2 separate regions of the Mus musculus genome follow, and region 2 is linked to region 1. Evidence: chromatin loops called from intact Hi-C (ENCODE). Cell type or tissue: heart. All regions are shown on one strand. Links, peaks and the distances in the headings refer to the core of each region. The heading gives the core; the rest is flanking DNA.

Region 1 (15,765 bases), core at 4,560-12,559:
TGAGGAACTGTATTAAAGGGTCACAGCATTAGGAAGGTCGGAACCACTGGTATAAGGTATTTAGGAAGTTTTACACATTCTGAGCATCCCCTAAAAGAATTCTAATTGAAATACCCTGTGTAGCCATCTTTGAACAGATCATTTTTTTTTAAAGATTTATTTATTTATTATATGTAAGTACACTGTAGCTGTCTTCAGACACACCAGAACAGGGCGTCAGATCTCTTTACAGATGGTTGTGAGCCACCATGTGGTTGCTGGGATTTGAACTCCGGACCTTTGGAAGAGCAGTCGGGTGCTCTTACCCACTGAGCCATCTCACCAGCCCAGATCATTTTTTTTTTATATATATACTGAATTTGTTAGAAGAGTCACCTCTGATGGGCTGCAGAAGGGGTCTTACACACTTAAAAAAGATTGGTTTTTATTTATGTGCATGTGTGTGCGCCTCACTGTGAGGGTGTGCCACGCACGTGCAGGTGCCTACAGAAGCCAGAACTGGGTGTCAGATCCCCTGGAACTGTGCAGTCAAGAATGGTGAGTCACCTGATATGGGTGATGGGAACTGAACTCAGGTCCTTTGGAAGATCAGCGGGTACTCTGTGTGTGTGTGTGTGTGTGTGTGTTGTGTGTGTGTGTGTATGTGCGTGCATGCTGGGTAGATGTATGCCATGCACGTGGAGGCTACCCCTGGAGGCAGTAGGATATGAGCAGAGAAATAGCCTGCCATGGAAAGGAAGTGGCTTTGTGGGAAAGGCCAACCAAAGTCCCTAGTCCTGACTTCTCCAGGACAACAAGGAAAGTCCCTTTCTGGGTCCTCCTGCCATCCCGAGTAGAGCCTTTCAGAGTCCTGCCCAGAAAAGAAACAGGGATATAACCCAGAAAGGAGACACTGGGACAGAGCACTGAGGTCACAGAAGGGTCACAGGGAAGGGCTAAGACGAAAATAAGTGAGTGAAGCTGTGGGAGGTGAGATTTGTGCGGCTGTCACAATTCCTCTGCAGAATTTTTCAAGTTTATTTTAGGTGTATGGGGTTTTTTGCCTGCTGGGCGTTCTTGATGGTTGTGAGCCAATAAAGTGTGAGTGCTGGAATCGAACTTGGGTCCCCTGGAAGAGCAGCTAGTGCACTTAACTGCAAAATCATCTTACCAGCTCCTCTGCAGGATTTGGGGGGGGGGGGGGAGAAAGCATTTAAATTTGTTGTTTTGTTGAGACAAGACCCCATTTACTTCTAGCTGGCCTCAAACTCATTATGTAGCTCAGACTTGTCTTCAACTTCTGATCCTCCGGCCTTGGTCTCCTTTCAGGTACCCATAGAGTCCAGAAGAAGGCATTAGATTTCCTGGAGCTGGAGCTATAGGTGGTTGTAAACTTCCCAACATGGGTCCTGGGAATAGAACCCTTGTGATAGAGCTGGAAACACTCTTAGCCACTGAACAATTTCTCCAATCCACCTGAATTTATTATTATTTTTATTTTATTTTAATTTTTATTTTTTGTGACAGAGTCTCACTATGTAGCCTTGGCTGGCCTAAGACTTACTCCATAGGCCAGGCTGACTTCAAACTCATAGAAATCTGCCTGCTTCCCTGCCTCCTGAGCACTGGGAATTAAAGGCACAACCATCCCTAACGAATATTTTTAAATGAAGGAAAAACAGTATTTGGTAGCAAGTGATCTGAAATCTGCGTTTCAGTGTCCATAAATGACATCTTGGATAACAGCCACAAGTACTATCCGTGGCTGTGTTTGCACTGCAGCAGCAAGAGACTCAGCCTAAGAGAACAACCAATCTAACTTCATTCAGAAAAAGATAGCTGACACTTGACCTTTGACTTCCAAGTTCAAGTCCTTTGAAGTATTTTCACTTAAATGACATAGAACCTTCTCAAAGAGCAAACCCCGAGGGGTGTGAAAAAAACAATTACAGGGAAAGCTTAAATACCTAAGAGTTGTAGTGCTTGCCTTGCATACAAAAAGCCCTGGGTTCAGTCCCCAGCACCACCACATAAGCCCAGTGAGAGAAACAAAACTGTAATCTCAAGCGCCACCGAGGTAGAGGCAGGAGGATCAGAAGTTCAAAGTTATCACTGATTATATAATGAGTGTGAGGCCAGCCTGGGCTACATGAAACTTCATCTCAAACAAATAAATGGGGGGAGGCTATAACATAGTTCATTTTTCTTCTTACAGCTTTACACTTTGCATATTTTAATGCTTTGGGGTTCGGCTTTTTGTTTTTAGACTTGGATTTTTGTTTCTCTGCACCTAAGGAGGGTTTGTCCCTGGAGAATCCCTCCAGGGCTCTGCAGAGGGTGGCGATCAGCCTGGAGAGGAGCCTCAGTCAGCTGAGCTTGGCCCCCACCGCTTGCTCTGCCACCTGCTGGTTGACCATGCCTGACTGAAGCCTAGGTTCCCTACACATCTAAGGAAGATCTTGGCCTCCCAGGCTCTCTGGTTCTTCTGTAGCTGACCACACAGGTTGAAAGAAGCGTTGGAAAGCTGTGGTTTAGTTTCTTGTCTCCGACTCAACAGTCTCAAAGGGGTACTAAGATTTTTCCAGACCACAAAGTCTAGCTGATAGTTTCCAGGAGATAAACTTCATGTGGATAGTGCCCATGTCTCCCAGATACCCAGCATGCAGGATCTGCCCAAGGCCTTAGGGAGTAACCTCTGATGCCCCTGAGTGTATCAGAGGTCCTAGATCTAGCCTGTGAACTGGTGAAGGCTCTCAGAACACCTGCTCCTCTCCATCCCACTATACTTTTCACAGTGCTCAAGAACTTGTGTGATTACTCCAGGACCATTTGCCTCTATTCCTTCTGGGGAGATCATCTGTCCCTCAAAGCTAGACCAGGTCTAGAATACTCATACTTGATTCCCTGAGCCTTACTTAGCAAGGTATCTCACACTTTCTGGCCTTAGTTCATATTGGTAGATGGATGGATGGATGGATGGATGGACAGATGGCTGTATAGATGGACAGATGGCTGTATAGATGGACAGATGGATGGATGGATGGATGGATGGATGGATGGATGGATGGATGAATGGATAGATAATGAGTGAATGGATAAATGGAGAGATAGATGAATCCTGAATACCTGGATTGGGGGATAGATGGGTGAGTGGATAGGTGGATAAGTAGATAAAATGATGGATCAATGGATAGATAGGTAGATAGGTGGATGGATAGAACAATGGTTTAATGGATTGTATGTAGTTGGATGGATGGAATTGGTGAATAGATATAAAGATGTATGGTTGAGTATATTTATGGATGTTTGTGGGCATGGATAGATGGACAGATGGACGGGCAGATGGGTGGGTGGGTGGACGGATGGGTGGGTGGGTAGATGCATGGATGTGTAGATAAGTAGATGGGTAGGTAGATGAACACCTAAGACTGGTTTCAACAGCAAGGATATAGTGTCACTTTCTTTTCTAGTCCAAGGGTTCTCAAAGGGACAGAGAATAGATGAGGACAAAAGAACATGGCACAAGTGGTCCAGACTACATTATAAAACTGAAAACGTCACTCCCTTCCTGGTGTCTAGTCTAGGGTGATTCAAGGGGCAGGGAACATGTGTCTGGAATAGACAGCCTTGGAAATAATCTATCTTGGAATGTCCAAGTTCTGGAAGTCATACATCACTTAGTTTTCATTGGTCATGTATTTGTTGAGTGTACCCTGAATGACATCAGAGATGAAATCACTGTGGGCGTGGTGGCACACACCTTTAACCCCAGCATCCAGGAAGCAAAGACAGATAGATTTCCATGAGTTGGAGGCTAACCTGGTCTATGTAGCAATTCCTAGGTGAGCAAGGGCTACCTTGTATCAAAAAGAGACAAAAGTAACAACAAAGAAGAAACAATGGGTCATGAAGAAAGCAATCATTGATAATAAAAGCTAGTCAGGCAAACTGCATCCAAGCTTAGAAAAACTCTGTGTGTGTGTGTGTGTGTGTGTGTGTGTGTGTGTGTGTGTGTGTGTGTGTCTGTGTCTGTGTCTGTGTCTGTGTGTCTGTGTGTGTCTGTGTGTGTGTCTGTGTGTGTGTGTGTGTGTGTCTGTCTGTCCAAGAACAACTTTTGAGTGTCATCCTCAGGGACTCCATCTATCTCCACTGAGACGAGGTCTCTGGTTAGCCTGAAGCTCAGAGTTAGGCTAGGCTGGCTGGCCATATAGCCATAGGGATCCCTCATCCCCGCCTCCCCTGCACTGGGATTATAGGCACAGGCCACCACATCTGGATTTTATGTGGGTTCTGAGGATCAAGGTGAGGTCCCATGCTTATAAAGCAGGCACTTTAGCCACCAAGCTGCCTCCCACCATAGAAGAACTTCCACCCCCACACAGGATGATTTAGGAAGAGTATGTTATGATGTCATTCATCCCACTCTGCTCCTCCTCCTTTATTGGCATGATCGCCTGAGATCAGACCAGTGACCCAAGAGGGAAATGGAGGCAGGAACTACTGGGGATGATGGAGACTCTAGGCTGCTGTGGGTGTGTCAAGAAACAGACTTCTCAGGAGGCAGACTTCATTGAACAGCTCATTTAGTTGGGGGGAATTTTTTTGTTTTGTTTTGTTTTTCGAGACAGGGTTTCTCTGTGTAGCTCTGGCTGTCCTGGAACTCACTCTATAGGCCAGGTTGGCCTCGAACTCAGAAATCTGTCTGCCTCTGCCTCCCAAATTCTGGGATTAAAAACATGCACCACCACTGCCTGGGTGGGGGAAACATTTAATTGGGTAGAGTATACATCATTGGCCAGATCCAAGGTGCTGGGAATGCCTCATTTGCATAAGGAGGAATTCCAGGTACTGCTGGACATGACCTTATAAGGAGAAGGGAAGTTTAACCTGTGACCTGGCCACCAGCCTATGTGACTGCCTCAAGGGTGGCAAAGGTTGGGGGTTGTAAGGCTATGTGCTCCAGGACATGCAGGCCCAGAACAGGGAGGCAGGACAAGATTTGTCCTGCCCTTCCTGGGACAAGATTTGCAGGGTTTGGACATGCCTCCATCTCACTCTTGCTCCAGACTTGCTCCCGCAGTTGCATGGTTCCTCCTCCCCACACTGTAGTATCTTGGGATCTCAGAGAAGGGATCTGAGAATCATAGGTTCTCCAAGGAGTAAGTGAGACCTTAGAATGTTCAAAATTCCAGCCTTATCTTAGGAAAACAAGATGGACCGTAAGATCGAACCCATCCAGTTCTCTGACAAGTAGATAAGTCACAAAACCCAGTGGAATTCTCACCTCCCAGAAAGAGACCAGACCTCTACTCAGTAAACACAAAGGGCAATCCATCGAGGCATGGTGGGGCCCACCTGCACTTGGGAGGCAGGAGTAGGAACGTCAGGATTCATTGCTTATATTCAGTCTCCTCATTACCGAGAGCTACTTAGTGCTGGGTGGCTGGTGCCACTGTGTTCTCAGAAAAAAAAAGTCAGTTAACAAATGCTCTAGGGTCACTCAGTGTCTTAGTAACTGTTCTGTTGCTGTGAAGAGACACAGTACCCAAGACAGCAATTTTTCCCCCAAGACAGGGTTTCTCTGTATAGCCTTGGACCTCCAACACAAAGATCCACCTGCCTTTGTCTCCTGATTGCTGAGATTAAAGGCATGAACCTCCACTGCCAGGCCAGAGGCAACTCTTTTATTTATATATAATTTGGAGCTTGCTTACAGTTTTAGAGGGTTTTAGAGTTTTAGGGGGTTAGTCCATGACCAGCATAGTGGGTAGTAGCTGAGAGCTCTACATTCTGATTCACAGGCAGCAGGCAGAGGGGGAGGGGAGGGACTGGACCTGGCATGGGCTTTTGAAACTACCCCCAGAGATACACCTTCTCTAACAAGGCCATGCCCCCTAATCCTTCCCAAACAATTCCACTAACTAGGGACCAAGCATTCAAACATATTGAGCCTATGTGGTGGCATTCTCATTCACACTAACACACTTTGCTAGACTGTGGTGGAACCAGAAACCCAGAGTTTTTCTGTTCTTTTTTTACTTCAAAGATTACTACCCCTCGACACCCCCACCCCCTTGTTTTTGAGACAGGGTCTCACACGTACACCATAAGCTCAAACTCACTGAGGTAAGGATGACCTTGAACTCTTGATTCTCTGCCTCCACCTTTCCAGTGGTAGCAACAAGAGCCCAAGCCACCATGTCTGATTTGTGCTGGGGATCAAATCCAAGGGCCTCCCACATGTTAGCCAAGAATACCAACTGACTTACAATACCAACTGAGCTACATTTGGCCCTCAACAGAAGTCTTGGGAACAGTGTTGTAAACTTCAGGTCCAAGCTTTTTGTGTTCTGACACAGGGAAAAGCCAGAGCTTTCAAGGCTGTCAATCAACATTCATTGCCAGCCTCCTACGGGGGTGATAAGGACCCTGACTTCACCCAGCTCCTCTGCCAAGACACTCTCCTGAATTTTTATAGGACTGAACAGCGTGCAGATGTTTCCAGATGTCCTCACTGTTGTCAACTCTCCCACACATCCTCCTGTTATGGGTGATCTTCTGTTTTATATTTTGACTCAGGATCTCCTATAGCCCAGGCTAGCCTTAAACTTTCTTTGCTGGAGGTAGCCTTGAACTCTTGCTCTTTCTGCCTCCACCTCCCAAGTGCTAGGATTACAGGTAGATGCCACCATACCCTGTCTGTTCATGTCAGTGCTGGGGACTGAGCCCAGAGCTTCAGCAAGCTAGCACTCTGCAGACTGAACCGTATCCCCAACCCTGGTGATCTTGGCATTTCTCTCCACTGTCACAACTTTGATCCCACCCATGGATCAGGCATGCACTGCAGCTCTGAAGGGCACTCCTTTTGGAGGACCTTCGCCAGGCTGTCGCTACATACAGTTAAGGAGCAGGAGTCCCGGTGCATCTCTGGAAGGATTGCAATACCAGGAATGCATCCAGAGCCTTGCTATAGCGCCAGTGATGTCACTAAGCAGGGCATGGATGATATCTGGGAGAAGAGACCCAAGGGTGTCTTCAGAAGGTTTGCCAAAGTGATCAAGTGACTTCACCCTGAGTAGGACTGAGGCTGGCACTGCCAAGCCCCTTAACATGGCTCCTGAGGAACTAACACATAAGAACTTGATGATTCCAGAAGAGGAGCAGATAACTGAAGAAGCAGCAAAAGGAAGAACCAGAAAGAAAATCCCTATCTGGGTGGGGTGGCCTGTGCCTTACTACTCTGGGAGGCTGAAGCAAGAGAATCATTGTGAGTACCAAGCCAACCTGAGCTATACAGCAATAACACAATTCTGTCTCAAGAGAAATAACAGAGGAAGGAAATTCACAAAGAAGGGTGCAGCAGATCTGCAGATCCCAACCAGACTCCAAAAGCGTGGGAACCTGATGGTACTCAGAAGGCATGGTGGTACAGTCATCTCAGCATGTGGGTCAGTGGAAGGAGGATAGGAAGTTAAGGTTGGCCTGAGCTACATTGTTGATGCCCTGCCTGAAAACAAACAAACAATCCAAACAAGCAAACAAAAGCTACAGGGCCGGAGAAATGGCTAAGCAGGTAAGGGCATTGGCTGATCTTCCAGAGGACCCAGGTTCCATATTCCCAGGGCCCACAACCCTCTCTAAACTCCAGTTCCAGGGAATCCAATGCCCTCTTCTGGCCTCCATGGGTACTGCATGCACGTAGTGCACAGATATTCATGCAAAACACGCATGTAAGTAAAATAAAAATAAATCTGGAGGTTGGGGGTGGTGGCGCATGCCTTTAACTCCAGCACTCAGGAGGCAGAGGCAGGAGGATCTCTGTGTGTTCCAGACCACTCTGGTATACAAAGCAAGCTCCAGGACAACCATGTCTGTTACATGGAGGAACACTGTCTCACATGAATGAATGAATGAATGAATGAATGAATGAAGTGGGAAAAGTATGGTGACCTAGACCCTGAAGCTTGTGCAAGCAGAGATTTTACTCAGTGAGTTGCCTCCAAAGCCCACCAAGATCAAATGTCAGTGATGGCTCTTCCCTCAAGTTCCTCAGGAATATGCCAGAAGGCATGTCATAGCGGGTGACAGTTCCCCACTGTCCTGAAGAACTTCTAGGGGAGATGGTAGTTTCCTTAGCTGACCTTGAACTTCTGACCCTTCTGCCTCCATTCCCTGGGTGCTAGTATTACAGTGTAAGCTATCATACCTGGCAATATGTATTTTATAAGCAGCATAGCCCAAGAATGTTCATAAAGTCCACAGTAGTGCACTGTAATACTCTGGGCCCATACACTCACTAATGCAGGCCCCTTTATAGAGTGTGCCCTGATTAGATGACATCATCGTCACCATCACCACCACCACCATCATCATCATCATCACCATCATTATTCTGAGATAGGATCTCTCAATGTAGCCCTGACTGACCTGGAACTCACAATGTAGACCAAGCTAGCCTTGAACACACAGAGATCAGACTGGTTCTGCCTCCAACTGCTGAGATTAAAAGCATGTGCCAGCATGCCCAGCTCCAATGTACCATTTGGGTTGTTGGGGAGTTTCGAAGGATGCTTTTTCGTTTTAAGACAGGCTCTCAGCCAGGCAGTGGTGGCACATGCCTTTAATCCCAACACTTGGGAGGCAGAGGCAGGTGGATTTCTGAGTTCAAGGCCAGCCTGGTCTACAGAGTGAGTTCCGGGATAGCCAGGGCTATACAGAGAAACCCTGTCTTGAAAAAAAAAAAACATTAAAAAACAAAACAAAACAACAAAAAACAGGCTCTCAGTGTGTAGTCATGGTTGACCTGAAACTCATGGAGATCTGCCCTTCTCTGGCTCCAGATTAAAAGTACGCACTATCATACCCGGCCCAGTTTTTATTTTTATAGCACTTTTTAAGTATTTAGTTAGTTTTATATGTATGAGTGTTTTCCCTGCATCTGTGCATATCTGTTTCATGATCACGTGTTGTTGGAAGTGGCCAGAAGGAGGAATCATAACCCTTGAGACTGGAGTTACAGACACTGTGAGCCGCTATATGGAAGCTGGAAATTGAACCCGGGACCTCTGGAAGAGCAGCCAGAGCTCTTAACCACTGAGCCATCTCTCCAGCCCCAATTACCATATTTTCATCATACTGTTATAATCTTCATTGTCACCTTCACTGGATTTACAATCTTCTTCTCGCCCCCCTCCCACTCCCCCCTTCCTCCTCCTTCTTTTAAAGATTCTTAACTTTTATTCAGGCCCTGAGAGGGGCCTTGAGGGCGTTCCCAGTCATCATCTTACAGGATTCCTAGGGCCACCTGGAGGTGGGGAGCCTGCAGGAAGGCACCGCATTGCCTGGCCGCCATCCAGCAACTAGCCAGCAGGTGGCAGTAACCGTCCACTTCCCCAGGTAGTGCCCAAAGATTTTCTTCCTATGACCAATTTGAAGAGAGTTGAGAAAATCCCCAATCCTGATGCATTGTTCGGGTCTGAGTCATGCATCTTACCCTCACCCATACAGACCCCGCTGGACGTGCCAGTCCAGAGGAAGGGAGAACGCAGCAAACACGGTTCTGTCTGGCTGCTTGCTTCCTTCCAGGGTTTGTTTCCATCAGCCTGAGAGGCTGCAACACCTGCTTGCTTTAAAAAGTTCCACAGCTGAGGGGGCTTCCTCTTTGTACTTAAATATATATATATATATACACATTATCTCCCTCAAAGCTCCCCCCCCCAATAGCAAATTGTTTTCTCAGGACTGAGGCTGAGAAGCAAAGACAATGAACTCAGCCAAGGAACAGTAAAGTAATTAGCCTCCATTCTTGCTCAGTGCCTCCACTCCTGAATTAAGGCCTCAGCTTTGCAGCCAAAGAAACCAGTTTTTTGTTTTGTTTTTCGAGACAGGGTTTCTCTGTGTAGCCCTGGCTGTTCTAGAACTCACTCTGTATGCCAGGCTGGCCTCAAACTCAGAAATCCACCTGCCTCCTCTGCCTCTGCCTCTGCCTCTGCCTCTGCCTCTGCCTCTGCCTCTGCCTCTGCCTCTGCCTCTGCCTCTGCCTCTCTGCCTCTGCCTCTGCCTCTGCCTCTGCCTCTGCCTCTGCCTCTGCCTCTGCCTCTCTGCCTCTCTGCCTCTCTGCCTCTCTGCCTCTGCCTCTGCCTCTGCCTCTGCCTCTGCCTCTGCCTCTGCCTCTGCCTCTGCCTCTGCCTCTGCCTCTGCCTCTGCCTCTGCCTCTGCCTCTGCCTCTGCCTCTGCCTCTGCCTCTGCCTCTGCCTCTGCCTCTGCCTCTGCCTCCCATGTGCTGGGATTAAGAGGGTGTCTCACTACCATCTGGTTAAGGAATTTTTAATTCTGCCCCAGCCTCTTCAACTGACTTTTGGCAAAAGTGCCTATAATCCAACACTGGGGAGATGGAGGCAGGAGGATCAGGCATCCAAGGTTATTGCCAGCTACATAGAGTTTGAAGCCTCTTCCAGAGGACCTGAGTTTAAATCCTAGCAACCACATGGTGACCCACAACCATCTGTAATGGGATCTGATGCCCGATCTGGTGTGTCTGAAAACAGATACAGTGTACTCAGATACATAAATAAATCTTTTTTTAAAATGCCTTTTAAAAAATCAAATAAGGGGGGTGGGTATGGGGGACCTTTGGGATAGCATTGAAAATGTAAACGAGGAAAATACCTAGTAAAAAAAATCAAATAAAATTTGTCAATTATAATAAAATACAATCAATGCTGCCAAAGTGTGGTGGTGTATACCTATAACCCAGTGTTTGAGAGGTCGATACAAGAAGGTCATAGTTCAGTGACAGCCCAGGCTGAACAGGAAGACCTTGCAAGGCTTGTACACTCCACTCAGTTCCTACAACATCACTCCAGTCGTTACCCCTCCCAGCCTCTCTTCTCCATCAATTGTCTACCCCTCTCTAAATTCTGTATCCCTGGCTGACTTTGAACCAGGATGGCACTGAGCCCCTGGTCCTCCCGCTTGTACTTCCTGAATGCTGGAATTACAGGTGTAGGTGTATACCATCATGCCCAACCTTGATGTTTTGGTTTTTAAAGATTCAACACAGAAGAGCCTATTTGTATGCTGACGAGAACGATCATAGAGACAGTGGGAAATCTGGACAGTCTCTTCAGTTGGTAGAATGCTTGCCTAGTATGCACAAAGACCTAGGTGACATCCCCAGCCCCACATAAACTAAGCATGGTGATGAAGATTCAGACTGGGTTACTCCTGTAATCCCAGGAGTCAGGAGATGGAGGCAGGTCTGGAGTTCAAGGTCTTCCTCAGCTACATTGCAAACTGAAGGCCAGCCTGGGCTACATGAGACCCTGTCAAACAACAAAATATAGCACCTAAATAAATCAGGTGTTGGGCAGGAGTTATAACTAGCTGACTAACACACCCCAGACCCACGGTTCTATCCCCAGAAACACACACACACACGTTGGCAAGGATGTGGAGAGATCTGAAGTCTGAACATTGTGTATTGCTGTGGGAATATCAGATGGTGCAGCCACTGTGGAAATCAGTCCTGTGGTTTCTCAGCAAGCTAAACATGGAGGGATGTTGTTCAAAGGGAAAGTATTACCTACCACACATAAGGGCCTGCCTTCATTGCCCAGTGCTGTGAGGAGATTGGGGGAGGGGGGAGGGAAAGGGAGGAAGAGAGAGAGGGGTAGAAGAAGGAGGGAGAGAAAGACAGAAGGAGGGGGAGGGGGAAAGAGAAAGAGGGAGAGGGAGGGAGAGAGGGCAATTATCATCTAACCATGTCAGTTTCATTTCTACAAAACGAAGTAAGCTACGAGGGAGCCCGGGAGCCCGGGAGTCCACACACTGGCATCCACGTAAGTGTCCCCAGCTGTTGATCATGGCTCAATCACAATAGCCAGAGATTAAGAGGGTTAAACCCCACCAGCAGATGATCCCAAAAGCAAAATTCAGCAGACTCCTGCAACAGAATACTATTCAGCCATAAAAAGGAAGGATTGGCACGTGATACAATGTAGGTGTGGGGAATCCACTGGAGAAGACTGTTCAGGTGTGGGTTTAAGCCAACAGGAAATCCTAGCGGGCTGGTGACCACACTGGGTGAGCCTTCCTCAGGATGAGCTTTTAATCACAAAAACCTTCTGTGTTGACATACTTCAGTTAACAAGAACAGTTAGCCTAAGTGGAACTACGGAGGCCATAAAGCCAGGTTAGTACATTTAGAGGCTTTCCAGAAATGTATGGACTTTGATGGATTAATTTTTCTTTTTGTTCTGGTAGGTGATACTGTCTATGTGCTGAGTTTTACAGCCTGAATGGCACTTCCATCAAGGAGTCAGTGGTGCTAAGGTCTTGGAGCCTAAAGGTCTGGGTGTTAGCATTCTATCTAAGCTCCGCCCCACAGTTACCTAGCAACAGCCAGGTATGCCTGACTCACTATAAAAGGGGCTGCTTACCCTCTACTCCCTCTCTTGCTCCTCTCTTGCTCTTCCCTCCCTGCTCCTGCCCTCCCCTATTCCCTCCCCGCCCCCACGTGCTCATGGCCAGCCTCTACTCCTCTACTTCTCTTCTCTTCTCTCCTCTCCTCTTCTCTCCTCTCCTCTCTCCCCTCTCTCCCCTCTCTCCCCTCCCCCCTCTCCCCTCTCCCCCGTCCCCTCCCCTCCCCTCCCCTCCCCTCTCCTCTCCTCTCCTCCCCCTTTACCTTTCTCTGCCTCTACTACCCTCTTATCTTCCCTCCTCATGCCCTGAATAAACTCTATTCTATACTATACCATCGTGTATCTGGTCCCTCAGAGGGAAGGGGTGCCTCAGCATGGGCCCACTGAGGCACCCCCTTCCCCCACACCTGACTACACCTCCATAGTACATATCCCCATCTATTTTTCTTTTTATAAACACATCACTGGCTCCATTACACTAAAGCATGCCCAATGAGGCCAGACCCCAGAGACTACACACATATCATTCCATTTACATGAAGTGGCAAAAGAAAATCCACAGAGACAAAAATCAAATCTGTGCGTGTGGGATGGGGAGGTGTGGTGGCTCACAGCTGTAATCATAGCACTTGTGAGGGAGAAGAAGGAAAATAAGGAGTTCAAGGTCATTATCAGCTACAGATGGAGTTCATGGCCAGCCTCAAACACATGAGACCTTGTCTCAAAAGACCAGAAATAGGGTAGGAGGAAGTGGAGGGAAAGGAGGTGAAAGCACACTGGTGGTTGCCGGGATTTTGAGGGGAGGGGAAGAAGGGGAGGAAGGTAACTGCTGAAAAGATACTGGCATTCTGCAGTCAAGAAATGGCACAGAGTTAGACACAGCATTCACATAGCTGTGGATGCTCTAAACCCTCATCCCTCCGTTACTCAACACCCCGCAGCAGTTCCCCAAGGACTCCAGCCCTGCACCAGGTGATCCCTCCTCCATCTCTGCCTCTTGCTGGCTCAACACCCTGAACCCCTCTGGTCTCCAAACACTATCTTTGTTCCCACCACTGTTTCCTTGGCTTGGACACTTCCAACACATGTCTGCTCAGTTCTGCTGACTTGCTCTCCTCTGCGTCGTTCTCTAACCTCTCTGATTTAGCCTTTGCTAAGCACCCTACTAAGTACTACATCTATCCACCAGCAACTGTCCCTTTTCTTGTCCACAGTTTTTGGCCCTGTTCACATGTTGTCACGTTTGCCATGGCTTTGTTATCTATCCCCTCTGGGCTGGGATGCAGGTTCTATGACAACTGAGATATTAGTTTGTTGATAAACCTTCTGAAATAGGGCCCAGCACATAGCAGGTGCTGAATAAATAATTATAACCATCTAATTGACGAAACCCTGGGATTAGATATGACAACATAGTTAAAGGATATACAGGGATGACAGGATGGCTCCGCAGGTAAGGAAGTTTGCCCCCAAACCTGACAACCTGCGTTCTATTACCAGAACCTACATGGGGGAAGGAGAGGGCCAAGTCCTGCAAGTTATCGTCTGACCTCTGTATGGATGCGATGATAGCACTTGTGCACAAAAGTGAGTATATGTGCATGTGCACACTTGTACCCACACACGTGCACCCACACATGTGCACACAAGTATGTTAATTTAAAACAAGGGTGGAATATTGAACCTTATGACTGATGGAAAATGCCCAGTGAATGACAGCAGTTACAACTGTGTGCAGGGAGACCACGGACCCCATCTTGTCAGGCAGGGCCAGCCCTCTTCTGTTTTCTTCCCCAACCTATTTATTTATTTGATTTTTTTCTGAGAGAGTCGCCCAGGCTGTCCTTGAACTTGCTATGTGGTTGAAGATGGCCTTGAACTTCTGATGCTTCTGAGTGCTGGGATTACAGGTATGAACCCGTAATTCTGATTTCATGTGGTACTGGCTATCCAACCCAGGGCTTCGTGCATGCCAAACACTCTACAAACTGAGCCACAACCCCCAGACCATTATTATTGCATGTTTTCTGAGACAGTCTCGTGTAGCCCAGGCTGGCCTTGATGCCAGTGATGACCTTGAATTCCGGATCCTCCTGCTCCAGCCTCTCAGTGCTGGGATGCAGGCTCTGCTGATAATCTGCTCCTCTCAAAAGTTGTAATGGCATCATTCTCGTTCTGAAGGTGACACTGCCCCACTTGCTTTGCCCCAAGTGCTTCCTCCACCTTAGCCCCAGGCTTCCCATAGAGAAATCTAAACCTCTGTCTATTGGCAGGTCCCAAGGGTGGGGCTGGGCAGCAGAGCTCACCTGTTCAGTTTGCTCTAGCTTGCACCAGAGGTTCAGTAAGTGTTCTTTGGGTGAAATGAAAAACAAACAAGCAACAAACAAACGGAGGACAATTTTCCAACTAGATCTTGGAAGATGCTTACTACTCTCTGAACGAGTGACAGATTCTGGAGATAATATTTTTTAAACTTTTAACTTTTAAAAATTACATTTTCTTTATTGAAGTGCAAAAAATATGTGCGAGCCCCCTGTAGGGCAGCAAGCACCTTGGCCTTCTGAGGCAGCTAGTTGGCTCCTGAGGATGACCCTTTAAAGAAACTCAAGGAACTTATTAACAAACAGAAGTCTGCTGTCCGCTGTGGCCACCAGGCAGTGGGGGCGGGGTGGGGGCGGGGGTTGGGGGTTGAGGGAGATTTCTCTATCAAAGCTGGGCTATCTGTTTTCCAGAGGTTGTACCGCTTTTCCACACAGACCTGGATGACAACTTCTGGTCCTCCTATCACTCCCTCTTCAACCAGAACCCACTCCCCAAGGCCAAATCTAAATTAGATTTCCAACCCCACAATCTGCAAGCTGAGTGACCCTGGGCGAGGCGCGGTCTTCTCTGGTCTTTCCTTCCTTGCAAAGTAGGTGACTACGCCTGTGACCCGATAGGGCAGGAAGGCGTGAAATCTGATCAGTCAGGTAAGGTCTCAACTTCAATTTTGGCAAGCTTCAAATTTCTCAACAAAGCTTTGGTGAGTAGCAGGAATGTTGGAGAATGTGTCCAGAACAGGACATTAATTTGACTTCTATTTCTGGGTGGCAGCGTGACCTTTGCCAAATCCCCTACCCTCTGGAGGTGACGTCAGGGCTGGGGTCAGAAACGACCCAGGTAAGAGGTGGCAGGTTTCCCCCGAGGGCGCCCTCCCCCATGCCCTTCCCCTGCAGCCGGTGACACCCAAACTCCAAAAAAGAAGCACTCGGGGTGGGGCTGGACAGGGCGGGGCGGGCAGCGAGCGAATCCGATTGGCCCCTGCGCGCCACGTGTCCCCCTCCACCGTGCGCCCAGCCTGCGCTGCGGCTGCTGCTAGGCTAAC
Region 2 (15,765 bases), core at 4,633-12,632, 160 kb after region 1:
GGACTTAGATAGTTGTGGGCTGCCATGTGGGTGCTGGGAACCCAGGTCTTCTGCGAGAGCAGCCAATGCTCTTAACTTCTGAACCCTTTTTCCAGCACCGGCTTTCTGATGTCTTAGCCATTCTTCTCAGCCTGAGACGCCATTTTGTTGTGGCCCAGGTCTGGAACTTCAGCTAAAACAAAGACCTTTTATTGTTCATTTTTGGTGCCTTCTTCCCTGTGTCTCTCACCATCTTTCAGTCGTTCATGTTCCTCTGTCCAAATCAAGGTCCTTAGCTATGTACAGTGTACACATCAATAACCCAGCACTCTGGAGACTGAGATGGAAAACTCATGGCAGGCTCAAGGCCAGCCTGGGCTATAGACTAAGTTCCAGGATAGCCCTTGTATCAGAACAAAACAAACAAATCAAGGTCTGCCCAAAGCCTGGGAGGATCAGAGCCATGGGCCAACAGCTTTACTATTAGATTCTGGCCCTCCTTGTCTGCCCTCAGGAATAGTTGCTGCTTCCTGCCTCGGCAGTGAGGACAAATGGCTCAGAGGTAGGGTCCCCCAGAGGACAGGACCTGCTTTCATACAGGGTCTTGTCTCTCTCCTGGTGGCTTATGGGAAGGTTAGGAAGATGCCCAGGAGTCCAGGCTGGCCCATTGCTGTTCTCTGCTGAGCCATCTCCCTTATACAAATATAAGATGTATGCAGGACATGGCAGGACTCAAGCCTCGAGGTGTGGCATAGAAACACTGGTTCTGGCTTCTTAGAATAGTGGATCTCCTGTCTGGTGGTTTCATCTTCTCGTGTCTATAAAAAAGGGGTTTTGTAGTGGCCAAGCTGGTGCGTTACATGGGGACTGCCATGGATTGATCTGGAATGTCCCCAGTGGTCACAAGTTTTGAACACTTAGTCCCTAGCTAATGGTGCTATTTTGGGAGGTTCTGGAAGCTTTAGAAAGCGGAATCTGTCTGAAAGAAGTGGATCGCTGGGAATGTCCTCCCCAGCTGTTTCCTGTCTTGTTCTCTGCTTCCTGGTTGACCATAACGTGAGCAGCTGTGCTCTGCAACAGTCTCACCACCATGACGTTCTGCCCAAGTGCTTGAGACTTAGTGACCCTGGACTGACTCCCCGAAACAGTGTGCTAAGATGATGCCTTCCTTTCTTGAGCCACTGTGGTATTTGAATGAGAATGGCTCTCATAGGCTCAGATATTTGAATGTTTGGTTCCCAGCTAGTGGAGTTTGGGAAGGATTAGGTGTGGTCTTGGAGGAGGTGCGTCACTGGGGATGGGAGGTGGGCTTTGAGGGTTTAAACCCATGCCAGGGGGCTGGAGAGATGGCTCAGCAGTTAAGAGCACTGACTACTTTTTGCTCTCCCAGAGATCCTGAGTTCAATTCCCAGCAAACACATGGTGGCTCACAACCATCTGTAATGGGAGCCGATACCCACTTCTGGTGTGTCTGAAGACAGCTACAGTGTACTCATATACATAAAATACGTAAATCTTTAAAAAAATAAAACATGATGACAAGCCTAGTCTCTCTCTCTCTCTCTCTCTCTCTCTCTCTCTCTCTCTCTCTCTCTCTCTCTGCCTGCAATCAGGGTGTAACTCTTAGTTACTTCAGCACCATGCCTGCAGGCCTTCCACCTTGCTTCCAGCCATAATGATAAGGGATCAGTCTCCAAAACTGTAAGCAAGCCTCCATGAAATGCTTCCTTTCCTAAGAGTTGCCTTGGTCGTGGTGTCTCTTCACAGCAGTGGAACAGTGACTAAGACAGCTGTTTCCCAGGTATTTTGTCACAGTGTTGAGCGAGAACTAACACAAGGAAGGATTTGGCTCTGGACGTGGGATACAGTCCCTCCAATTTACATGGTTATGACTGGTCAAGATGACGGTGACGGGGCTGAGGATGTAGTTCAGTTGGTAGGATGCTTGCCTGACATGCACAAAGCCTGTGTTTGATCCCAAGCATGATATAAACCAAGTACGGTGGCACATTGCCTGTTATTCTAGCAGAAACAGGTGGATCAGCAGTTCAAGGTCACACTCAGCTACACTTCAAATTGGAGGTATTATCCTAAGCTACCTAAGACCCTGCCTCTAAATAAGTGCCCATGATGGTTTTTATGTGGACACAAAACAATTATCAGCTCAACAAGAATAAGATAGAATTTATTCTTATGCCAATATGAATGGCTCTGGCTAAGATTCAAGTTGCCCTAAGTAACATGTCCCTCCTTAGTAGTAGTTTCATGAGAGTTCATTAGTTATAGACCAAAGAAAGTCATAAGTCAAGGCTTTACCAAACATTCTAGAGAGGTTCCAAGCCTTTTGAAAAAGGTAGCCAGTGCTCTTAACTACTAAGCCATCTCTCCAGTCCTCATTTTTTGGGGGAAGGGGAGAATTTGGGGATATTTATTTGTTTGTGACAGTGTCCCTAATGTAGCCCTGCCTAGCCTGGTGCTTATTATATAACCCGTGCTAGTCTTGAACTCACAAAACTCTGCCTGACTGTACCTCCTAAGTGCTGGGTGCTGATTTACAATGAAGGAAGCAGGCATAGAGAGGTTCAGTAAACCTGGCTTCTCGGTAATGGAGATGGGATCTGTCCTAGTTAGCTTTAACTGTCCATCAAGTTGACACAGACTGAGATAACTGATCTGAGAAGGAGCCTCAGTTGAAGAATTTTCTAGATCAAATTGGCCTGTGGCCATACCTGTGGAGGATTGTCTTAATCTTTGATGCAGGAGAGCCCAGCTCACTGTGGGCAGCACCACCCTTAGGCAGGAGGGCCTGGGTTGTATAAGAAAGTTAGTTAGACCCTCAGGGTGAAGCATCAAGCAGCCTTCCTCCTTGATTTCTGCTTCAAGTTCCTGCTTGAGTTCTTACCCTGACATCACTCATTGTTGGATCATCAACTGAAGTATCAGACAAACAAACCATTTCTTTCTTTAATTTGCTTTTGGTTAGAGTGCTTCTTCATTGTTGCAGACTTTGAGACCACCGGGAGAGACCACCTGAACTCTTATCAAGTTTTAATTAGCCAAATTTTATTAAAGCTGCAACTAACCACAATCTCCTTGGATGGATTTAAGACTGCAACTTTTTAAAGGCTACATCTGCTCCTGGGGACCTTCAGTTCTGCTGGCATGGGACAACATCCTAGGCCGGTGTTTTGTATTGTCTTATCAGCCTCAGGTTGCTCACAGGGCTGGCCTCAGCCCTCTAAGATGGAGTCCTCAGCTACTATATCATAACAGAAGAAGAACAGGCTTCCATCTTGGAGAGCTCACTTTGTGCCCTGCATTTGTAGTCCAGACAACGGAGGGGACTTGCCTGCCATTCACATGGTAGTTTCTTACCGTTAAGGCAATGGAAGAGCCAGACAGAAGTCCAGAAGAAGCCAACAAGCAAAGTATCTATGCCCTCCTGTTCTACACTGTTCCTCCACCCCAACCTACCCTCCAGATGATAGGATCAGTTTATTAAAAAGCAGAGAGCCCTAGGGCATGGCCTTGTGGGAACGTGCCAAGGCCAGCCTGACCCCATCAGAATCAGTTGTCTTGAGCTTGAAGCCTGGCTTTTTGGTCCATCCCCCAAGGCAGTAAAAGGGCAATCAGCTTAACATGGCCAGCAGTGGCAATGGGGACAAGTTTGGAGAAGACAGGCAGGGAAGGGAAAGGATTTCTCCTTAGAGGGAAGGTTAGGGTGAAGGATAATAGGAGAACCAAGAAAACTGAAGCTCAGAAAGATCAATTGCCCACTCAGAGGTACCAGGTGCAGGTCCTCTGGAAAGGCATCCTTGTCCACTAGAGAAGATAGGGGGTGCAGGGAGGGGGATGGGCAGGAGAGTGGAGAGGGAGAGAGGCAGACATTGTAAAAAGAAGGAAAACGTGTGGTTCTTGGTGCTCTGCCCAGCAAGGGCCGTGTGTTCAGAGCTGTCCCCTCCCAGGAGGCTCACTGGAGAAGGGGCGGGTGTTTATGAAGAGCCTGACTCCAGGAGCAGCATGACCTCCTGGCCTGTCCCTGCTGGTTGCTGCCCCGTGACTGCTCCTGGCTATAAACAGCCTGTTTATTAAACCGCAGGAAATTGGCCCCTCCACCACTTGAGCAATTTGAGAGAACAGGAGGTTCCTGGTCAAGAATTTACAAACTGGGAGGGCTGGCTGCTGGGAGCCTATGGTGCTCAAAGACCTGGCTTGAAAGGGCTTTGGGGAGAGTGCCCTCCGTCCGCTCCTCTTGCAGCCTTGCTTAGGGCTTCCCAAACCCTGGAGGCCCTCAAGAGTCAGAGGTGGCCCCTTGAAGGCTATTACGTTGACTTACCTCTTTATTTGGTCAAATAGCCCCATGATTAGAGCACTATAGTGACATCAAATGAGAAGAGAGATTTCAAAAGCACTTGGAGGGAGGCAGGAAGAGCTAGCGCCTGAAAAGTGCTTGTCTTGCAAGCTTGAAGACCAGAGTTCAATCCCTAGAGTGCTCTCGTTCTCTCTCTCTCACTCTCTCTCTCTCTCTAAAAGCTGGGGGTGGGGGTTGTAGAGATGTCTCAGCAGTTAAGAACACTTCCTGTTCCTGTTTTTGCAGAGAATCTAGGTTCAGTTCCCAGTACACACAGGGCAACTCAAACTGTCTCTAACTCCAGCTCCAGGGGATCCTCAATGCCCTCTTCTGTGTTTGGTAGGCACCAGGCACTTGCATGCACACAAAATGAAAAAAAAAAAAAAAAAAAAAGACGGGTGTGTGGCCCACATCTGCAGTCCCAACACTGAAGAGGCAGAGACAGGCAGATCCCTGGGGCTCACTGACCATCAGCCCAGCCATCTTGAAGAGTTCATCTAGGCCTTGCTTCAAAACAAGGGAGGGCTGGCAAGACAGCTCAGTGGGTAAAGGCACTCGTTGCCACAGATCTGAGGAGAGCTTGATTCCCAACCTGTATGTCGAAAGGAGAGAACTGACTTGTGGACATAGTCTTCTGACCTGCATTATGGTCTCGTGTACATGGATCAGGGCACTCCCCTCCAAAAAAAAAAAATACATATATATAAAATTGTTTAAAAGAAAAAGAAGGTGAACTACACTTGGAAAGTAGCACTTGAGGTTGTCTTCTGACTTTCACACAGCTCGGCGCAAATGTATAACACCACACACACACACACACACACACAGAGCACAGGACCTGAGTCCTGTCTGGTTCAGCCGATCACTTACTTCTCCCCATAGCCAATCACTCAGGACAGAATCACTTAGGAGATGAGTGCGTTGCCACGTAGTGTGTCCTTTTTGTCCTTACCTTATGGCTTTGTGTGACCTCAAGGCCACCACACCAAGCTTCTCCGTTACACGCTTGTGCTCCTGTGCCTGGAGGATTCCCTGAGATGCCGGGATTGACATGAAACCCGGTACCTCTGCTGAACAGTTGAGATTTGGCAGATCCATGCTGGATATCCTTTGAGAAACCGCGTAAAAGTGCTCCCAAGGAACCTACCAACTTTAAAGGCACATGGTTGACACTGCTATAGAGAAAGGCAGGCTGACAAAACAAAACCAAAAAAGCATGAAGTGGATTTGTTTGATCAAAGTTTCACCTGACACATGGTCTTTAATATCAAAGACCAGAGACTCCAGGATAGCTGTCTGTGTTTGTACTGGGATTGCCACTGGGGATGTGACTCGGTTGGTACAGTGCATGCATAAGACCCTGGGTTTGATCCTCAGAACCTGATAAAAATGGATAGTGGTACTCACCTGCTCTAGGGAGACAGAGGCAGGAGGATCTCTGAGTTCAAGGCCAGCCTGGTTCTAAATATCCAGTTCCAGGACAGCCAGGGCTACACAGAGAAACCCTGTCTCGAAAAATCAAACACAAAACCAAACAATAACGACAAAAATGATTTATTGGTTTTTAAACAGTGATTGGAAGGCAGACTTGGTGGCTCAGGCCTGTAACCTGAGGCTCAGGAGGCAGAGGCATTGTAATAGTAAATTCAAGCACAGCCTGGGCTGCATAGTAAGAAGAAAAAGAGGGGAGCTGGGCTAAGAATTGTTTTGAACAGGGATGGCAGATTGCTGGAACTGGAAGGGTGAAATGGGAGGACGTGGGAAACCACAGGGGAAAACTCTGGGGAGTGAATTTCTGGGAAAGGGAGGGCATGTCTAAACCCGAGAATTAGACGGAAAATCAGGATATTTACCACTTGGGAAAAGAACAGCACAAACAGCGTCTCTAATTCCGTGGTGAGACATGACCTCCCAAGGACACAGGCATTGCGCCATAATTGAAAGGTGCTGAAAGCCAGCCTTTCGAAGCACTCATCCTGCTGGCTGGCCAGTGTCTCTGCAGGAGTGTTGTGGTTCCCCCACCCCACCCCCCACATTCCAGAGACTTCTCGATGCATTTACACTTGGAATAGGCCTCTGTCTTTTCCATTCTTTCTACATTCTATCAAACCTCATCTTTAAAAAAAAAACAACAACAAAAAAAAACCTATCTCTGTGTGTGTGTGTGTGTGTGTGTGTGTGTGTGTGTGTGTGTGTGTGTATACGTGTACATTTGCCACATCTGAGATCTGAGGACCACTTGTGAAACTCAGTTCTTCCTTCCACCAAGGGTGCCACATACTAAACTCAGGTCCTCAGGCTTGGCCTGACCCATCTTCCCTGCCCACTGATTTTGTATCTTGAAGATAGAAACCCAGTGGCAGGATAGCAGTTCACAGAGGCCTGCACATAACCTTATTTATCTTTTCTTTATTTGTGTTGTTTTGGTTTCATTTGTTTTTGTTTGTTCCGTTTTGAAAGGAGAATGCTAAAGCACGGGGTGGCTGTGGGCCTGTCATCCTCCTGCCTCTGCCTTCCAAGCGCTGAGGTTACAAGCTTGTACCACCATGCCTGGTTCCCCTTGCTGAACCTGTCTGGTTATGGTTTTCTTTTGAGGCAGGGTCTCACCATTATAGCCCTGGCTAACGTGGAACTCAGTAGACCAAGCTGAACGCATAGAAGTCTACCTGCTTCTACCTCCTGAGTGCTGGGATTAAAGGTGTGCACCACCAATATGGAATAGCATCTCTTATAGCCCAGGCTAGCCTTGAACTCATAGTGCTGCTAAGGATGATCTTTAATTCTTTAACGTCCTGCCTCTGTGTCTCAGGAGCTGGTAGAGCAGATATATGCCTGGCTCTCCTGGCTGAATCTGATTTTTTTTTTTTTTTTTTTTTTTTTTGAGACAGGGTTTCTCTGTGTAGCCTGGCTGTTCTAGAGCTTGCTCTGTTAAACCAAGCTGTCCTAGAACTCAGAAATCAAAGGCCTGTACCACCACGCCCAGCTTCCTGATGAGGTTTTTTTTTTTTTTTAAGATTTATTTATTACTGGGGGTGGGTGGGTATGGGGGACTTTTGGTATAGCATTGGGAATGTAAATGAGCTAAATACCTAATAAAAAATGGAAAAAAAAGAGATTTATTTATTACTACACTGTAGCTCTCTTCAACACACCAGAAGAGGGCGTCAGATCTCATTACAGATGGTTGTGAGCCACCATGTGGTTGCTGGGATTTGAACTCAGGATCTTTGAAACTCGAGCACTCAGTGCTCTTAACCAGGGAGCCATTTCTTCAGCCCCCCTGATGAGTCTTCAGTAAAAGTTTTACCTGGCTAGTTCCCTGGGTCATTTATCTTGTGGTTCAGGTACCATGCCTAAACTACCAGCTGCCTGTGTCTGTCCTGCCACTGTGAGTGAGTCTAACTCACATCCTCTTGGCTGCCTATCAGGGAGACCTTAGTCACAGGCATCTCTTCTGTCTTCCCTGACAGCTAATGAGATTCGGGACCCTGGGGAAGCTTGTCCTAGCAATGCCCTTTGGCTTCCGTTGCTTTTGTAGTTATCTTTGGCTAGGATTATTTTAACAACCCCCTAACTGGTGCCTCTGTTCCATGACACAGTGCACCAGATTAATCTTTTACAGCACCCATGATGTCATTTACTTCAGTTGCAAACAAAATACAGAGGAATGCTCTTGTTTGCCTGGTTTTCCTGCTGTGCTCAGCCTGTGCCACCAGACCTGGGAGTACTGTTTCCTCAGACTCCTCCCCTGCCTAGGCACACTGACCCCCGAAGTCTGTCCTTGCTCTGTGTCCACAGCCACAATCTTTTGTGGGCCTGGGAAATCCATATTAAGATGTGAGTTCTGAATGGTATATCGCTCAGTCAGCTCCATGCTTGCTCAGAGTGTTTAAAGTTGTCTTTGTCCATGTTTGCCAAAGTTGTCATGCCTTGCCCAACAAGACATGAGCCAAGTGAGGTACCACAACACCTGCAGTTCTAGTACTTGGAAAGTGGAGGCAGGAGGAGTAGAAGTCACAGGTCATCTATATAATAAGTTCAAACCAGCCTTGGCTACATGAGATCCTATCTCAAGAAAAAAAAAAGATTCTAATATTTTGCCACAACAACCTAGTCATCACCCCTCCCTTTTTGTCTCCTTTTTTCCTTCCTTCCTTCCCTCACTCCCTTCCTCCCTATCATCGTTTGTTCCTCCAAGCCTCATACATGCTAGACAATCCCTCTATCACTCAACGATATCTTCATCATTTTTGCCCAAGCGGGCTTTGAACTTGTGCTCCTGCCCCAGCCTTCTTGGTAGCTGGGGCTTTAAGCCTGCCAATACAAGTTTCTCTCTTTTAAGGTTTTAATTTTTATTCTTGTGTGTGTGTGTGTGTGTGTGTCTGTCTGTGTGTCTGTCTGTCTGTCTTTTATGATGCCTTTGGGTGCCTGCCTAAGAGGGTATTGAATCCCTTGGAGCTGGGGTGATAGGAGGCTGTGAGCCATTGGACACGGATGCTGAGAACTGAACTGAGGACCTCTAGAAGAGCAGCAAGCATTTCAACCACTTGCTAGCTTTGGTACAATTTCTTAACCATACTGACTAGCAGCTTTCTTCCCTGTAAAACAGAGCGTGACACTTCTATGTCTCAGCAGTGTCTGTCACCGGTCACGCACCCCTTAGCTCTTATCTTCCCTCTTTGATAACGCCGTGCACAGCATCACCAGCAGCTTGAAGGCAGAGTGAGTTTCCTGCCTTCTTGGGCCCTTGTTTATTCTGCTGTGTGACCACTGGTCTATTTGTGGATGAATTCGTCCTCACACCTGATAAGGACTGCCGAGGGACGGGAATCTTCTTATTTATTCCTGTATGCTCCAAAGTGTCCCCGGTACTGTGCCTAGGAGTGAATTAAATGCAGATAGAAGGCAACATTGCATCCTGGAGTCCATACCCTACACTTACTCTGCCATCTCCAGTTTTCTTATCCATATAAAGGAGATAATATTAATGTTTTAAAAATGAGACATCATTCGACTGTGGGGTTCCAGGGGCCAGGAACTCACTGTGCAGACCAGGCTGGCCTCAAACACACAGAGATCTGCCCTCTTCTGCCTCCTTAATGCTGGGATTAAAAGCCTGAAGCCAACACTCCCAGTGAGGATGTTACTATTAATGCCTGCCCACAGGGTCAGGGTAAGCTGTGTACGCGCATGGGCTTCCTTAAAGTTTAAGAAATCTTAGCATGGTTGCTTGCTGCCTCCTTGTGGAGAAAGTTCAAATCATCATGAAATATTCCTGTGATGATCTAGCAGACACATAACTCAGCACTGAAAACAAACCAAGCCTCAAATGAGAACCTGGGCCAAACAGATCGTCTGACTACAGTGAAATAGATGTCTATAGCATAATACCAAGAAGAGATCTCCTTATAAATGACAACACATTTATTTTTTTTAAGAATTTATTTATTATTATACATAAGTACACTCTAGCTGTCTTCAGACACACCAGAAGAAGGTGTCAGGTCTCATTACAGGTGGTTATGAGCCACCATGTGGTTGCTGGGATTTGAACTCAGGACCTCTGGAAGAACAGTCAGTGCTCTTAACCGCTGAGCCATCTCACCAGCCCGACAACACATTTATAAAAATGAAAGGTCGACAGGCCAAATGTTGGTGTTGGATGATGAAAATCAGTTCATTTCACTTTCATTTTCTTTCTGATTTCTTACTGGTGTTTCGTTTTTGAGAAAGGGTCTCACCGTGGCTGACCTTAAACTTGCTATGTAGCCCAGGCTAGTCTTAAGCTTGCAGCATTTCTGCCTCAACTTCCTTTTTATACCTATTTGTCTTGATTCTCTAGAGGAACAGAACTCACTCGTGTGGGCATGCATGGGTGTGACTTATAAGAATGGCTTACCAGCTGTGGAACAGCTAGTCTAACAATGGCTGTCTACCAATCAAAGGTCCAAGAATTCAGTAGTTGTTTGGTCCATGAGACTGGATGTCTCGGCTGGTCTTCAGTACATGCCAGACTCCTGAAGAAGGAGCATCTAATGCCAGTAAAAGAAAGGACTTGCCATTGACAGCAAGCAAGCAAAAGAGAACAGCTTCCTTCTTCCATGTTCTTTATATAGACTGCCAGCAAAGGGTGTGGCCCAGATTTTCCCACCTCAAAAGATCTGGGTTAAGTCCGGCACTGGTGGCACATGCTTTTTTTTTGTTTTTAAAGATTTATTTATTATTATACATAAGTATACTGTTAGCTGACTTCAGACACACCTGAAAGGGAATCAGATCTCATTATAGGTGGTTGGGAGCCACCATGTGGTTGCTGGGATTTGAACTCATGACCTTCAGAAGAGCAGTCAGTGCTTTTAACCACTGAGCCATCTTGCCAGCCCTGGCTCATGCTTTTAATCCCAGTACTTGGGAGGCAGAGGCAGGCGGATTTCTGAGTTCGAGGCTAGCCTGGTCTACAGAGTGAGTTCCAGGACAGTCAGGGCTATACTGAGAAACCCTGTCTCGAAAAACCAAAAAGTGGGTTTTCCCACTTTTAATGATTTAGTTAATAAGAAATCCCACACAGGTGTGCCCAAATGCTTGGGTTTTACTCCAGATGCAGTCAAGGTGAATAGCCACCATGAACAGTAGTGACTCTGAATGTAAACTGTATATCACGTGATATCATTGAACTGTTAATTTGCCTAAATAGAAAACTGCTGTGGGGACATCAAGATGGCTTACTGGGGAAAGCCACGGGCCACTAAGCCTAATGACCTGAGTTCAGTTCTCAGGACCCACATGATAGGAGGGAACTGACCCCATGTGGAATGCATGATACAGCATGTATGTGCATGCACACATACAAATAAAATGTAATAAAGTATCTTTTAAGCCAAGTGGTGGTGACATACACCTTCAGTCAGGTGGATCTCTGTAACTTTGAGGCTAACCTGTTCCACAGAGTGAGTTCCAGGACAGCCAGGGCTGCACAGAGAAACCCTGTCTCAAAAAACAAACAAAAAACCAAACAAACAAACAAACAAACAACCAAACCACCAAACAAAAAAAGTAGGGCCTGGAGAGACAGCTCAGTTCTAAAGGACATTTGCCAAGGCAGAGGACCCAGGTTTAATTTTCAGTATTCACAGAGCAGCTCACAAACATCTGCAACTCTCCTGGAGATCTAAATGGCTCTTCTGGCCTCTGTGGGCACCAGGCATACACATGGTGCATTTACATGCACATAGGAAAACGCCTATACACATGAACTAAATAAGTTTAAAGATCTTTTAAAGGTTTGTTTTGTTGTTTTGTTTTGTTTTTTGTTTGGTTTTGGTTTTTTTGAGACAGGGTTTCTGTGTAGCCCTGGCTGTCCTGGAACTCACTCTGTAGACCAGGCTAGCCTCGAACTCAGAAATCCACCTGCCTCTGCCTCCCAAGTGCTGGGATTAAAGGCGTGCACCACCACTGCCTGGCTAAAGATCACTTTTAAAAAGAGAAAACAGTTGTAGGTTTACTGAGAAATGTCCTTGTCTTGGGGCTCATGCTAAAGTATTTAGGGTAAGGGGACAGTAAGCAGTAGTGTCATTCCCCGATGCTCCAAACTCAACCCTCAGAAACCACAAATCTATTTTCTGTCTTAATGGATATCTTTATATTCTGGACAGTTGGTTTAGTAAATGCATGTTTACATTTAATAACATGACAGAGCATGGTACTTCTTACGACTGACTTCCTCCATTTAGCATCCAAATCTCAGCAATTTTGTTCTTTTTATGGCTAATAAAATTCCATTATTGGGGTACACTATTTTTTATTATTGATCAATTAGATGCACTTGTGACATTGTGAAGGGACAGAGAGATGGCTCAGTGGTTAAGAGCACTTGCTGCTCTTCCAGATGTTCAATTCCTATTACCCATGTCTGGCAGCTCACATTTGTAACTCCAGAACCAGGACATTCAATGTCTTATTCTGGCCTCTGCAGACTCTCATATACATGTGAGTATACCTAGACAGAGAGACAGGTAGACAGACAGACAGGCAGACGGGCGCACACACACACACAAACACACACACCTTTTTTTTTTTTTTAATTTATTATATGTAAGTACACTGTAGCTGTCCTCACACACTCCAGAAGAGGGCATCAGATTTCATTACGGATGGTTGTGAGCCACCATGTGGTTGCTGGGATTTGAACTCGGAACCTTTGGAAGAGCAGTCGGCACTCTTAACCACTGAGCCATATCACCAGCCCACACACATCTTTAAAGTGTTTAAATGCATTCATGATTTGTTTGTGCACTTGGTCATTCTAGGTGATGTTGCTCTGGACATTCCAGGACAGGTTTTTATGGAACATGTGTGTGCTAGTTAGATTTTTGTCACATGACAAATTCTTGACAAAATCAAGTTCAAGGAAGAAAGGCTGGTTTTGCTCGCCTTTCAGAGCTCTGGTGCACTACTACTTTGGGCTTAAGGTGAGGCAGAGAATCAGGGCATCGGCAGAGTGTGGCAGAGGGCATCTAATGGCAGCCAGGAAGTGGAGACCAAGGAAAGGAGCCCCATTCATGCTCCCTCTACCTAGGCCTTCTGCTTTTCAACACTTCCCAACGGTGCCATCCCGAGTCCATCTACTGGGTCAGAGCCATTGGCATCCAGTTGCTCCCCAAAAGCTCATCAGCCCACAGCCAAGCCCCCAGGTTCATGAGTGCCTGAGGGGCCTTTCACATTCAAACTATCATTTCCTCACTTCGATTAAGTATATAGTTCAGGGTAGACCTGTTCTATGGGTAATCAGCTGTGTGAGTGTTGTTTAACCTTTCTGGGGTTTTGTGTTTTGAGATGAGGTCTTGCTGTGTAACCCTAGCTGGCCTGACACCACTGTCACCCCTCATATCTTGTGCAGGCTGCGCATCCTTGAATATTCAGAGATCCTTGCCTCTGCTTCCAACTGCTGGGATTACTTAAAATCACCATAACTACCTTGTGTTTTAAGAGCTGCTAATCTGTTTTACAAAGCAGCTGAACCATTTTCAATTCCATCAACGGTTACAAGGGCTCCAATTCCTCTGCTTGTCTTTTTGACTATAATCATCCCATATGGTGTGAAATGGTACCTCATTGTGGTTGACAGTCCTACGATGGCTAATGATGCTGAGAATCCTTCCACAAGCTTGCGCACTGTGTATCTCCTTCGCCCAAGTGTCTCATTCAAATGTTTGCCTCCTTCCTTATTTTTTTTTCAAAGACATTTTTTTTTCGGCTTTTCGAGACAGGGTTTCTCTGTATAGCCCTGGCTGTCCTGGAATTCACTTTGTAGACCAGGCTGGCCTTGAACTCAGAAATCCCCGTCTCTGCCTCCCAAGTGCTAGGGTTAAAGGTGTGCGCCACCACTGCCTGACTTAAAAACGATTTTTAAAATAGTTTTAGGTTCACAGAAAAATTGAAGGTAAAATCTGTCCCTTGTCCCATGCATGTAGAATTCCCCCATTATTGGTGACCCCACAATGGTACCCTCATTACATTAATGAATCTGCTTTGACATATCACAGTCCCACAAAGTTCAGAGTCTGGGTTCACTCCTATTTTCATTTCTCTTAACTTTATGCTTACAAATGGATGTGCTTATATGTGTTTAGTCAGTTGGCAATATGGTTACTGTATGCTTACTCTTATTGTTGGTGTTTGTTGTGTGAGTCAGGGCCATGTACATTCCATGGGTGGTGATGTATGTGTACTTAAATCAACCCACCCTGATATTTTCACAGTATTTTCAATGCCCTAAAACACTTTGGCCATTTGCCCATTTTTAAATTTGTGGTTGTTTTTTGTTTTAAAAAAACATTGTTGTTTTTTTGTTGTTGTTTTTTTGAGACAGGGTTTCTCTGTATAGCCCTGGCTGTCCTCGAACTCACTTTGTAGACCAGGCTGGCCTTGAACTCAGAAATCCGCCTGCCTCTGCCTCCCGAGTGCTGGGACTAAAGGCGTGCGCCACCATGCCCGGCTTATTGTTTTCTTTTTTATTAAATACTTTATTTATATTTCAAATGTTATCCCCTTCCCTGGTTTCTCCCCTCCCCACCCCCCTGCCAGAAACCTCCTAACCCCCCTCCTTTCCCCACCCACCCACTCCCGCCTCCTCAACCTCACCATTCCCCTACACTGGGGCATCGAGCCTTCACAGGACCAAGGACCTCTTCTCCCATTGTTGCCTTACAAGGTCATCCTCTGCTACATATGCGGCTGGAGCCATGGGTCCCTCCATGTGTTGTTTTTTCAAGACAAGGTTTCTCTGTTTAATAGCCTTGGCTGTCCTGGAGCTCCTGTGTAGACCAGTCTGGCCTGGAACTCAGAGATCCTCCTGCCCCTGCCTCCTAAGTGCTGAGACTAAAGGTGTGTGCCACCACTGCCTGGCTTTTAAAACATTTTTTAGATTTTCTTAAAAATTTTATGTATATGCATGTTTTACCTGCATATGCACCTGTGTGAATGCCTGGTACCATGGAGACCAGAAGGGGGCACCATCCTATACAACTGGAGTTATTGACAGCTGTGAGCTGTCATGTGGGTGCTAGGACCTGAACCCAAGTCTTCTGCAAGAGCAAGCAGTGCTCTTAACTGCTGAGCCACCTCTCCAAACGCTGTGTTGTTCTTTTTATTCTTTTCATCCCTTCCCCTCTTCTCTGAGACAGCATCTCCATATGTAGTCCAAGCTGGCCTTGAATTCTCAATCCTCCTGCCTCAGTCTTCAAAGTGCTGAAAGTAGAGATGTGCAGGCACGGGACACAGTAGCTAGTTAGGGTCCCCTGATAGATGTGCAGGCATGGGACACAGTGGCTAGTTACAGTCTCCTGATAGCTAAAGGTTTACCAGTTAGTTTATCAGACACTCACGTAATCTCAGGGGTTGGATGAAGCAACAACTCCCACCAAGAAAATTCCTGACACCAGCCTTGGGCCTCCACATGCATGCACACACATGCTACCTATTGCAGAAAGTCATGAGGCCTCTGGTCTCTCTCCCCCTAGCTCCCTTCCTCCCTCTCTCCCCACAAAGGCGGTCTGTCAGCCAAATTCTCTAGCACAATTCATCCCAAATATTTAGCTGCCACCCTTTCCTGATCAATGCTTTAGCTTTCTAGCAGACTCTATACATGTGTTGATTAAGCAAACAGCACTTGGCAGCACTGAGAACCCACAACTGTGTTGGACTTGCCACTTTTTCAGATCTTCCATTGCTGGGGTGTGTTTTGCAAAATTTCTTACAAAGGCATGCTTTCAATCCTAGCAGACTGCCTTGGCAGAAGCAGGTGGATCTCGGTGAGTTGGAGACCAGCTTAGTCTACAGAGTGAGTTCCAGGACAGCCTAGGCTACACAGAGAGATCCTGTCTCAAAATAAAACAAAACAAAACAAAACAAAACATTATTACAAAGTTATACAGCAG

The links. Hi-C counts contacts between places; a loop is a spot of excess contacts. Peaks named below come from ENCODE experiments on the same cell type or tissue, not always from the same donor. Only the 100,000 strongest peaks of a DNase experiment are listed, where the experiment ranks them.
Region 2: a loop joins it to region 1, with 4 times the contacts of the local background. A loop is called at or near these places in 8 of 42 quality-filtered maps.

Annotation. Positions count from the first base shown.
Region 1 is chr11:55,033,412-55,049,176 of GRCm38, reverse strand. It overlaps Anxa6 (annexin A6), which reads left to right and starts at 15,706. Exons shown (of 26, transcript NM_013472.5): 1 at 15,706-15,765. In heart, for the core only: CTCF peaks have their summits at 7,651 (motif pointing left) and 9,348 (motif pointing right); a DNase peak (open chromatin) is centred at 9,336.
Region 2 is chr11:54,873,375-54,889,139 of GRCm38, reverse strand. No RefSeq gene overlaps it. Among named protein-coding and RNA genes, the nearest start is that of Hint1, 15 kb to the right of the region's middle. RefSeq lists an enhancer at 4,983-9,954. In heart, for the core only: CTCF peaks have their summits at 6,308, 7,524 (motif pointing right) and 9,571 (motif pointing left); DNase peaks (open chromatin) are centred at 6,229, 7,869, 9,059 and 9,519; H3K27ac peaks cover 4,731 bases.